2 separate regions of the Homo sapiens genome follow, and region 2 is linked to region 1. A link is an interaction called in ENCODE POLR2A ChIA-PET data of the cell type or tissue named here. Cell type or tissue: GM12878. All regions are shown on one strand. Each heading gives the region's core, and the rest is flanking DNA. Links, peaks and the distances in the headings are about the cores only. Region 1 overlaps CDKAL1 (CDKAL1 threonylcarbamoyladenosine tRNA methylthiotransferase). Region 2 overlaps CDKAL1 (CDKAL1 threonylcarbamoyladenosine tRNA methylthiotransferase).

Region 1 (5,392 bases), core at 335-5,334:
TCTTTTGAGCCACAGGTAATCATATAAGTAGACTGGCTTGACAAGTCTAAAGGCCCTGAATTAGTTATCTATTGCTGTATAACTGCGAACGTTGCTGCTTAAAACAGCACACATTTATTATCTCACAGCATCTGTGAGTCAATAGCTCGGGCATAATTTAGGGTCCTCTGCCAGGCTGCAGTCTAGGTGTCTGCAAGAACTAGAGTCTTACCTGAAGGCTTGACTGGGGAAGGAGATTCTTCCAAGCTCACATGGTTGTTGGGAGCATTTAGTTCTTTACAGGCTATTGGATTATGGGCCTCAGTCTCTTGTTGGCTGTCAATCAGAGGCCACCCTTAGTTTCTTGCCATGTGGCCTGCTCCATAGGGCAGCCTACAACATGGCAGCTTCTTCAAAGCCAGCAAAAGAGAGAGTTTTCTAGCTAGATGGATGTTATAATGTTATATAATGTAATGATCCAAGTGACATCTGTCACTTTTACCATACTTAACTGGTTAGAAGCAAGTTACAGATCCTGCCTACACGTAGGGGGAAAGGATTCCGCAAGGGCGTAATTCCAGGAGTCAGGATTCTGGAGGCCATATTCCAGTCTGTTGTTAAGAGGCTCATATAACATTTTTATTAGAGCTATCTGTATAGAAGTGCTATGATTTTCTTATTTGTATTTTAAAAATTCTTGACTGTTAAAATGGCATGTTTGTGATAATTAGCTAATATATCTTGCTTCTTTTTCCTCTTATAGCAGATAAGTTGTAGTTAATTGGTAGTTCATGTTAAAGTTTTATTTATATTTCTGCTTTTTCCTACCATTTCTTCTCATGAGTAGGCTGGAGAGAGCATGTGCCAAATCCCGACTCCTTGGTATTATCTGAAATGATTGATTAGTTCTGCCATCTTTAACTCTTCCCTTACATTCCAGGTAGCTCCTCTTCTGGTTCTTCCTTTTTCCTTTTTCTTTGTTCCTTTCCATTCTTCCCCTTTGGATCATTTTCTATTTCACTCTGCAGTTTAATGACTTTTATATTCCCCATATATATTTTATATGCTCTATAATTGTGTGTTGAAAGTATGGTTTAAATGACATAATAATTTTGAATTTGCCTTAGTAACCTGAAGTTTTTACAGTGGGTTCTGTTGAGACTGCAGGGTTCTTAGGGGTTAGAAGTGAGAAGATAGGCAGATAAGCTATAAATCAGTTCTGCTCAGTTCTGCTCAGAATGTGGACTGTGCTGGCTTGTGAAAGATTATTACGAGTCAAAGATAAGATATAGACAGAAATAGAAGGTAAGTGTTTAGAAACTTTTGTAGGGTTTGGTGGGGTTTTTTGTACTTTATTTGTTAAGTATTAATGATAACATTATGTCACACACTGTGCTTTTACAACAGCTCTCATGAACTTTTAAAGTATGGTTTGATTCTTCCTGATAGTACTTGTGGCATCGAAGCATACCCTGAATGACAGGCTGTATTTACTGTAAATACTTTAAAAAATTGTTGCTAACAATATGAGTGTAATTAATGAATTTTAAATGGTCCCAGCTTATTGATATTAACCCGTTGATTATTTGTTGTAACTTAGTAAATTATTGCCAGATTCTAAATATGGGTATGCTACTTAGAGAGGTCCCCAAGACCCCTGTAGTCTTATTAAGGCATTTCTTTGTTGGGTTTGTATCTCCTCTCCATTCTATTTCTTATTCTGTCATTTTGGGGGGATTACTTTATTACATTACATATTTGGGAGATTAGCTACTTTTTCTTTACTCACAAATATGACCTGAATTTGGTCCCATCAGGGTTTCTGCTACTTGTAATTATATCATTTCCTTTTCAAACAGAACCTTGCTTAAATAGATGTAGCAATCTTTAGTCCAAGTACAGCTTTTCTCCTTTGTAGGGGAAACTGGAGTTTGGAGGAACAGTTTAAGCAGAAGCCACTTTTCCACTCTCATGGGCTCAACCTAGGTGTCTTCACAAGAGAATGGTTGGCTTCACTGGGTTCATGTTAATACAGGGAGGAGGGGAGCCCACTTAAAAATACAGTCAGTGTCACAAAAATCTTTTTGGTTTTTTCCTCCCTAAATATAGTATTTCTTTTTGTAATAGTTTTATCCTCTGATTTTTAAAGCATCTTTTTAGTTTTTCTTGCTTGCTTTTCTTGTGAAAGTTGCTATTTTCAGGTGTTTTGAATTGTTTTGGAAGTTATAAATGGAATTGTGTACTTCAGAGAAGGTCAAGTTTAGAACTCATCATGTGTCATGTGCCTATCTCCCTTCTTTATTTTTAAATGGCACACGAGTGTCTGACTCGCACATGGTATTTCTTGCTTTTTAGACTGGTGCCAGACTCAGTGTCTTTTGTTTTTAATAGATAAACGTCTGGTGGTTTGTGTTTTGCTGCGAGATGCATGTGAGTCATACTAATCACGAACTCCGTCCTTCCTCCAACCTCTGATTATTTTTGGACAATTTACCTATACCTCAACATCTTGAAGCTTATATGTTGAAAATCTCAACTGTATATCTGTTTATAAGTATTCTGATTAATCACCTGCACTTTTCATTTCCTTATAGATTTATGTATTTACTTTTTTGGTGAGCAAACTACCAGTCTTGTTGGCTTTGTTTTTATACTTGTATATTGTTCACAAAATTAGCAAAAGACTTAAGATAATTGGCCATTAATCTTTGTGACTTACTTTCTTCATAGTCATGGACATTACCAAAAATCTTAATTTCATTAGTATATCTAATTCTGTGAATTACACTCTTCTAGCACAGTGGCTCATAGTTAAAAACAAACAAAACCAACAATACTATGATCAAAAAGACAACTGATATATTTTATGTTATTATTAAAGAGCTTGTTCAGCATTATCAAAATCGTCTTTATTTCCCCAATATGTTATGACAGGTGGTATGTGTAATGGTTAAGAGCATAGATGTTGGAGCCAGACCGTCTGGATTCTACCACTTAACCAGCTGTGTGATGTTTTTGATATTTGGCAAATCACTTTACCTTTCCATTCCTTGGCTTCATCTCTGTAAAATGAGGAATAGTAGTACCTACCACATGGGGCAGTTTTCAGTATTAGCTAAATATATGTAAAGTGCTTGTAACAGTACCTGGCGCTGCCCTATAAATGCTATGTATGTTCTTAGCTGCCATTGTTTATCTTTGTGATGGTCTCTATTTGTGTTACAATTTTTTTAACAATAGCAAAGAAACCTTTACTTATGAGATATTAAAAGTATGTACTAAGATTTAAGTTTTTTAGGCTAAAAATTTCTAGTAAAGCTAGTTTCTATAACTCTTAAGAGATGAACAATTGAAGCTAAACACTTTTCATTATCAAGGGCTATTACAAAGTGATGTTTTAGACATAAAAAAAAAGGTCTATGGAGTTGCATGGAAGACTAAGTTATGTGGTTCTGCCTTTTTTAGCATTCTGGCCTTCTGTGTTCGTTTAACATTTGCAAAGTTCCAAATTGAAGACATAAAGATAGGTGATTTGTCAATGAGGTAGTATAAAGTCCTACATGTCTTATATCTAGAACTGAGGTTTTCATTGAATTACCACTTACATTTTCTTAAGACTGTCGATATACTTCTATGTTATTGTTTTAGTTTTTTTTTTAATTGGGAACATTTCCTTGAACATTCACTTAGAGTATCAAAAGAAGTTTTTGTTTGTGGTTGGAAAAAATGTCTTTAACCTGCCAACAGAATTTAAAATTGCATAAGAAAATGGGTGTTGATGCTGAGAAATGGTGTGTAGGCAGCAGATCTCTTGTTCTGTCTGAAAACAGTGATGAAATACAAACAACAAATGTGGAATTACTGTTGCTCTATTTTAGTGTGGGAAAGATAACTTCAGAGTAGGGAGAACAATTTCTGCTGTTTTAATAAACTTTTATTATATTTAAGCATGGGATTTAGTTGGCAATCATTATAGGGATAAAACAAAGCTAATTTCTATAAATAGTACTGTAATGCCTGTTTCATTATTATTATTATTATTTTGAGACAGAGTCTTGCTCTGTCACCCAGGCTGGTGTCCAGTGGCACAATCTCGGCTCATTGCAACCTCCACCTCCTGGGATCAATCAATTCTTGTGCCTCAGCCTCCCAAGTAGCTTGGATTGCAGACATGCACCACCGTGACTGGCTAATTTTTGTATTTTTAGTAGATACAGGGTTTTGCCATGTTGGCCAGGCTGCTCTCGAACTCCTCACCTCAAGTGATCCACCTGCCTCAGCCTCCCAAAGTGCTGGGATTACAAACATGAGCCACTGTGCTTGGCTGTGTTTCATTATATTTATGTTGAAATTTAATAGGTATTTATAGCTTGGGTTTCCTTGATTATCTTTAGGTAATTGGTGAACTGTTGGAATTGTCCATAGAATTATATTTTCCTCTTGAAACTTTTATGATAGATTAGCATTAACCAGTCTGTCGTTCTTGTGGTAAACTAAACATTACGTAAAGTTGACCTTTTTAACTATTTTTAAGTGGATAGTTAAGTGGCATTAAGTACATTCGTGTTGTTGTACAAACATCACCACTATCCACCTCCAGAACTTTTCCCTCTTCCCAACCTAAAACTCTGTACTCATTAAACAGTAACTCCCCATTCCCTGCAGCCCCACCATTCTACTCTCTGTCTCTATGAACTTGACTACCCTAGGTACCTCATATAAGTAGAATCGTATAGTGTTTGTCATTTTGTGACTGGCTTTTTTCAGCTCGCATAATGTTCTCAAGATTTATCCATTGTGTAACATGTCACATTTCATTTTTTAAGGCTGAATAAGATTCCATTGTACATATATAGTAGTTTGTTTATGCATACATCTGTTGATTGACATTTGGTTTGCTTCCACATTTTGGCTATTGAGAATAATGTTTGCTGTGATCATTACTATACAAATATCTGTTTAAGTCTCTGGTTTTAGTTCTTTTGTGAATTTCACTAGAAATTGAGGGATTTAACCAGAGATGGCTAGATCATATGGTAATTTAATTTTTATTTTGTTTTAGTAGCTGCCACACTGTTTTCCTCAGCAGCTACACACCATTTTACATTCCCACTGTCTGTGGAATTTTGTGTTGTTTATATTTTTCTTGAGAATCAGTCGTTAGATTTCATTAAACCTCAGAGTGAACTACTGTTCTAGTATTTAGTTCCTAACAGATTCATTTCGATTCCTATATACTCAATACAACAAGTATTACAGATTCGTTATATTAGGCCTATTTACTTGCTTCCTCATATCACGAAAACTTTCTTGGGTAGATGCAATGCAAGGCATTACCCTTCACCTTAGTCATATGGGTTAAACAAAATAGGTAACTCCGGAATTAGGCAAAATCTTGTGTGCAGGAATCTTG
Region 2 (5,392 bases), core at 112-5,111, 380 kb after region 1:
CCGGGTTCACGCCATTCTCCTGCCTCAACCTCCCGAATAGCTGGGACTACAGGCACCCGCCACCGCGCCCGGCTAATTTTTTTTTTTTCTTTGTATTTTAGTAGAGACGGGGTTTCACCATGGTCTCTATCTCCTGACCTTGTGATCCGCCCGCCTTAGCCTCCCAAAGTGCTGGGATTACAGGCGTGAGCCACCACACCGGACCAGTCAAGCCTGTATTTTTAAGCCCAGGTCCATACTGCCTTGCCCATTTTAATTGCAGGAGTCTTATTCGATAACTTCTGGACACCAGTTTCTTTTTGTATACCAGAGTAAACTTACACTGGATACAAAAAAATAATAAGTAAGAGAGAGAGGGAAAAAAATGAGAAAATGGGCAGTTTTAATTATCTTCTCTGTGGGTTCAGTTAAAAATGGCATTAGAGATCTGTCTCTCTTAGGAATATGCGACAATGTGAACATTACTGCTGTCTGTTTTAATAAAGGCTAACTAGTTTTACTACTAATGTTCTTTCTTCTTGTCTGGCCTATGTTATAACACATCGCTTGAATCTTACCATTTCTAAGATTGATTCTTAAGAAGTCAGAACTATTCTTTGCCTGGTACGAGATAGAAAAGAACATTTTCTCTTCTAATTTTAAACTTATGAATAGTTTGATTGCAAAGTTTTTTTTCATTGAATTCATTCTTAGTAGTAAAAATTGCTTTAAAGAAAGAAGTAGAGTAGCATCGTGGAAGATTGAAAGGATCTGGAGTCTGTCAGGTTTGGGTTCTAATTACAGTGACAGTTGCTATGATCAAGTACAACTTTCTTGACTCACAGTGTCTTCATTTGTATAATGGAGCTAACAACTGATTTGCAGAGGATTAAGTTAAATCATGTAGACAAAGTGCACCATGCATAGTAGGTATATTAAATATTTTAAAGAAAGAATTCAGTAAGTATCACTTTAAAAAGCAGTGGTTTCCTGGCTTTTATTTTGATTTCTTTTACTTTAATTTCTTTTTTTTTTCTTTTTAGACAGAGTCTCACTGTGTCACCCAGGCGCGATCTCGGCTCACTGCCACCTTCGCCTCCTGGGTTCAAGTGATTCTCGTACCTCAGCCTCTGGAATAGCTGGAACTACATGCATGCACCACCACACCCAGCTAATTTTTGTATTTTTAGTAGAAACAGGGTTTCACCATGTTGGCCAGGCTGCTCTCAAACTCCTGGCCTCAAGTGATCCACCTGCCTCAGCCTTCCAAAGTGCAGGGATTAGAGGCGTGAGGCACCACACCCGGCCTACTTTAAATTTTTTTTTTTTTAAGTACTTTGCAGCCTGATGCAGTGGTTCACGCCTGTAATCCCAGCACTTCAGGAGGCCAAGGCAGGAGGAGTGCTTGACCCCAAGGTTTAAGAACAGCCTAGCACCATTGGGAGACTTCATCTCTATAACAATTTTAAAAATTAGCCGAGTGTGATGGTGTATACCTGTAGTCTCAGCTACTTGGGAGGCCGAGGTGGGAGGATCACTTGGCCCCAGAGGGTCGAGGCTGCAGGGAGCCACTGCAGCCCAGCCTGGGTGAAAGAATGAAACCTTATCTCAAGCAAAAAAAAAGTACTTTGCGTTCATGGATTTCACTGTACATTATAGTATAGCAATTAAGAACATGAATTCTGGATTCCGATTACCCAGGTTTGAATCTTGATTCTACTATTACAAAAAATATGATCTTGGGCAAGTTACTCAATGTCCCTCCACCTCAGTTCTCCCTATGTAAATGAGTGATAGTACTACCTGCTTCATAGGATATACATGGAAATGGCTTAGCAGTCAATAAATATTGACTACTATTTTCATTATTAATTTGTGGTGCATGCCAAGGCATTATTTTACTTTAACTTGTGAAGTAAAAGTTGCCCAATATCTTATCATTTCAAATGTTGTATTCATCAGCCATAGATTTCTGACAATGGCAGATGAAACCAGACCAACTGCTGAGATTCCTCCATGAGAATGACAAATTAACAGAAGGAGATTCCAATAATACTACTACAGCGTTGGCCATTCTTACGGACAGACATTTCTTCCTCTTACTCTTTATGTCTTTTTTTTTTTTTAAAGAGAATATTCTAGAATGGAGGCCTGGACTTACCATTCTCTTTCTTACAAGTTAAGAGAAGGCTGCCCCAGGGTGCCTCAGTGCCACCTGTTTCTCATCTATTGAGACTTTGATCCTGAGAATGGATTCACTTGAGCAGTTAGATAGCTCAGCCCTGACACAGCCGACCGCGCTTGGAAAGGAAGCAGAAGTTTTAAAGGGTGGCATGGTTTGCTTCATTACCAGACAAAGGCCAGCAGGATATTCAGGTGTACTGAGTTTTATGTACAAACTATACTATATTCTCAGAGCTTTGACCCTTGGAAAAACACAGTTAAAATGTTTTCCTCTCCATCTGACATTCATTTCCAGAACCAGTGAAGTGAAAGGGTCTATTAGTTCAAGGCCAGATTTGAAAGCACATGAAAACTACATTCATGAGGTTAAGAAATGGCTTAATAATTAAGTTAAAACACTTGAAAGTGGGTCTAATTTCAGACAGGTCAGCTAACCGTGCTAGAAGCAAATGAGGGCGTGTTTCTTCCTATTTTTCCTTCCACCCCCAAGATAACTGGCTCCCAAGCAGTTTTTTCTGTTCCTTTTTTTTCTTACTAAACTTTATGTGAGACTAAATTCTTCATCGCTGCTAAGTTCACGTCACAAACAATTAAAACCATAGTACGTTTAATATTTTATGCATTTTTCTTTCATTTTGTATCTTGTTAGTTTCTTTTACAGACTGGTTAGGACGTATTTGAGTTTCACAGTCTAGATACATAGCTTTTATTCTATGCTGCTGAGCTATATTTTATTGACCGTTGCAGCTGAATTAGTATGACTGTCACTTCACACTGTGTTTAGTGTGTTTACAATACCTTCCGTGTACCAATTTGAGTACCATCCAAAGTATCATCAGAGCAAGCTGATGCTAAACAATTAGCTTTCATTTCACTTGCATCACTAATTGTGCAATCACTGATGATAATTCTCTTCCTCCTGAGGGTTGTAGCTGGAGCATCGTGAGGGAAATTGCATGCATCAGGGAACTAATTGTGCCTTGATAATAATAATAGCTACCATTTAGTGAACCACTACTATGTGCTTGGTATTGAGGCTCTTTACTCGTATTACTTCAGTTTATTATTCTAGCCTGGCCTAGGGCAGCTAGAACACGATGAAGTTCTTTATACAGCTGTACACACCCACATAGAGGCATCATAGGATGGGACTGAGCAGGCATTTTCCCCACCTCTCCATCCTTTGTCCACGTTCAAGATAGGAGGCAGAAGGAGCAGTGAGCCTGGGACAAAGACGTGGACCGACTTCCCTAGCTAAGCGCTAAGGAAAAGAACCAGGCCCCCGAGCCTGAATTACTTACATATGCAACATGCAGGTAGCACCTGGCCTCTTATAATATGTTTCAATGTTTATTATCCAGGAACGGAATGAAATCTTAGAGATGGAAATAATGAATATGGGCTTGGTCTTCGAGAAGTTTTTGGTCTTGGCTGTTCCTCTGGTAATACTGCTAATCAATTGTGACCCTGGTAGGGAGGGATTGGTGTGAGGGAAGTGGTCTTGTATAGGTATGCTAGCTCACCTGTGCGACATAATTACTCCTGTGGTTAAAGTTTTATGGATAATTTTCCCAAATCTAAAAGGGATCCCTTAAGAGCAAAAGGGATTCTTTATCATGAAAGCAGTGAATGGAAAAAAAGCCTCCTTAGGAGAACCAAAGATATATTTCAGCAGCAGCAGAACCTGAAAGGTCATCTAAGCCCAGCCACCTATCCCTGCAGGATGGGACTAGGGAGGTTCCAGAAGACCATGATTTCCTGTGATGATTTGAACCCAGGTGTTGGGAACCACTCTTCCACACTCACATTTTCACTGCACTATTTCCCCTTCACATGTCTTTACCTTTTCACTCAGTCAACAATTATCAATGACGAGTATGACACTGTATGCATCAAAGAACTAATTGTGCCTTGATAATATCTGTCTGTGTCAGGACTGTCTGCATCAGTCCTGGTTTATACGTGTTGTAATAGTATTAATAATATGCCCTTATTCCACTCCTCAAAGTATTCTAGTTTGGATGATAAATTATATGGTCATCCTATAAATTCCAAAAGTTGAGCCAGCGCTGTGTCAAGCACTGCTTGGGATACAGAAGTTGGAGATACCATCCTGCCCTCAAGGAGATAAAGTCTAGTTGGGAAGAGAAGATATGTGCTGCTGTGGTCTGAATGTTGGTGTCTTCCCAAAGTTCAGTGTTGAAACCTAATCACTCATGTGATGGTGTTAGGAGCTGGAGCCTTTGGGAGGTGGTTAGGTCATGAGGGCGGAGCCTTCATGATGAGGATTAGTACCTTTATACCATACTAATGAAGGCTCCAGAGAGCTGCCTTGACCCTTCCATTGTGTGAGGACACAGCAAGAAGACTCTGTCTATAAACTAGAAATCTGGCCCCCACCAGACACCAAATCTGCTGGCACCTTGATCTTAGATTTCCCAGCTTCTAAAACAGTGAGAAATAAATATCTGTTGTTTAAAAGCTACCCAGTTTATGGCATTTTGTTACAGTCACCGAAACGAACTAAGACAGTATGTACATATGAAACAAAATCTATAATATGTCAAATGTTAAATTGGTTGGCGTTAGATCATAAGAAGTTGGAAGATAGGAGATCTCTGATGACTTGAGGTATCAGGAAATGTATGGGTCAGGATTCTTTGCAGACAACAGAGAGCAGTTTAGTTAAACAGGAAGGAATGTATGAAAGGATGCTAGATGGCCCACAGAATTGTTAGAAGGGCCAGGGACCAGAATCTTTGCTGAGTTTTCCAGAAACAACACCCAGAACCACACAGGAGCTTCTGGTAAGAGGTGTCGCCTCTGCTCCACCTCCCCCAGCAAGGCAGAGGCCCCATGCCCCATCTGCTTCCTCATGAAGCTTCCCAGTCAATGTCTCACATATATCACATCTGACTGTGGAACCCAAGTCTCACATTTACACCCTGGGGACAAAGGAGGTTGGAAAATCATTTTTGGCATCTGTAGTCATGGGGAACTGTCAATGTGGAGAGGGTTTTCAGACAACTTCTACTACAGAGAGTTTCATGGATATGGACTTTGAAGGTGAGAAGAACTTAATCAGGCAAGTAAAGAAGGAAATTTTTCTCACTGTGAAAGGAACCAACGCAACGTGACAGAATGCACAGACTAAGAAGTTGTGGGCAGTTGGAAGGCACAGGGAAATCACCTTTAGTATAAAGACTGGGACCTCTGGGTTTTGAAGTCA

Evidence for each region. Peaks named below come from ENCODE experiments on the same cell type or tissue, not always from the same donor. Only the 100,000 strongest peaks of a DNase experiment are listed, where the experiment ranks them.
Region 2: POLR2A ChIA-PET joins it to region 1 with 5 read pairs; 2 of 35 experiments call an interaction of 5 or more read pairs at or near these places.

Annotation. Positions count from the first base shown.
Region 1 is chr6:20,824,224-20,829,615 of GRCh38, forward strand. All of the region lies in intron 8 of CDKAL1 (CDKAL1 threonylcarbamoyladenosine tRNA methylthiotransferase), which reads left to right. Among named protein-coding and RNA genes, the nearest start is that of CDKAL1, 290 kb to the left of the region's middle. RefSeq lists a silencer at 1,122-1,322. In GM12878, for the core only: no CTCF peak of the experiment used is centred there; no DNase peak of the experiment used is centred there.
Region 2 is chr6:21,205,926-21,211,317 of GRCh38, forward strand. All of the region lies in intron 15 of CDKAL1 (CDKAL1 threonylcarbamoyladenosine tRNA methylthiotransferase), which reads left to right. Among named protein-coding and RNA genes, the nearest start is that of LINC00581, 300 kb to the right of the region's middle. In GM12878, for the core only: no CTCF peak of the experiment used is centred there; no DNase peak of the experiment used is centred there; H3K27ac peaks cover 1,088 bases.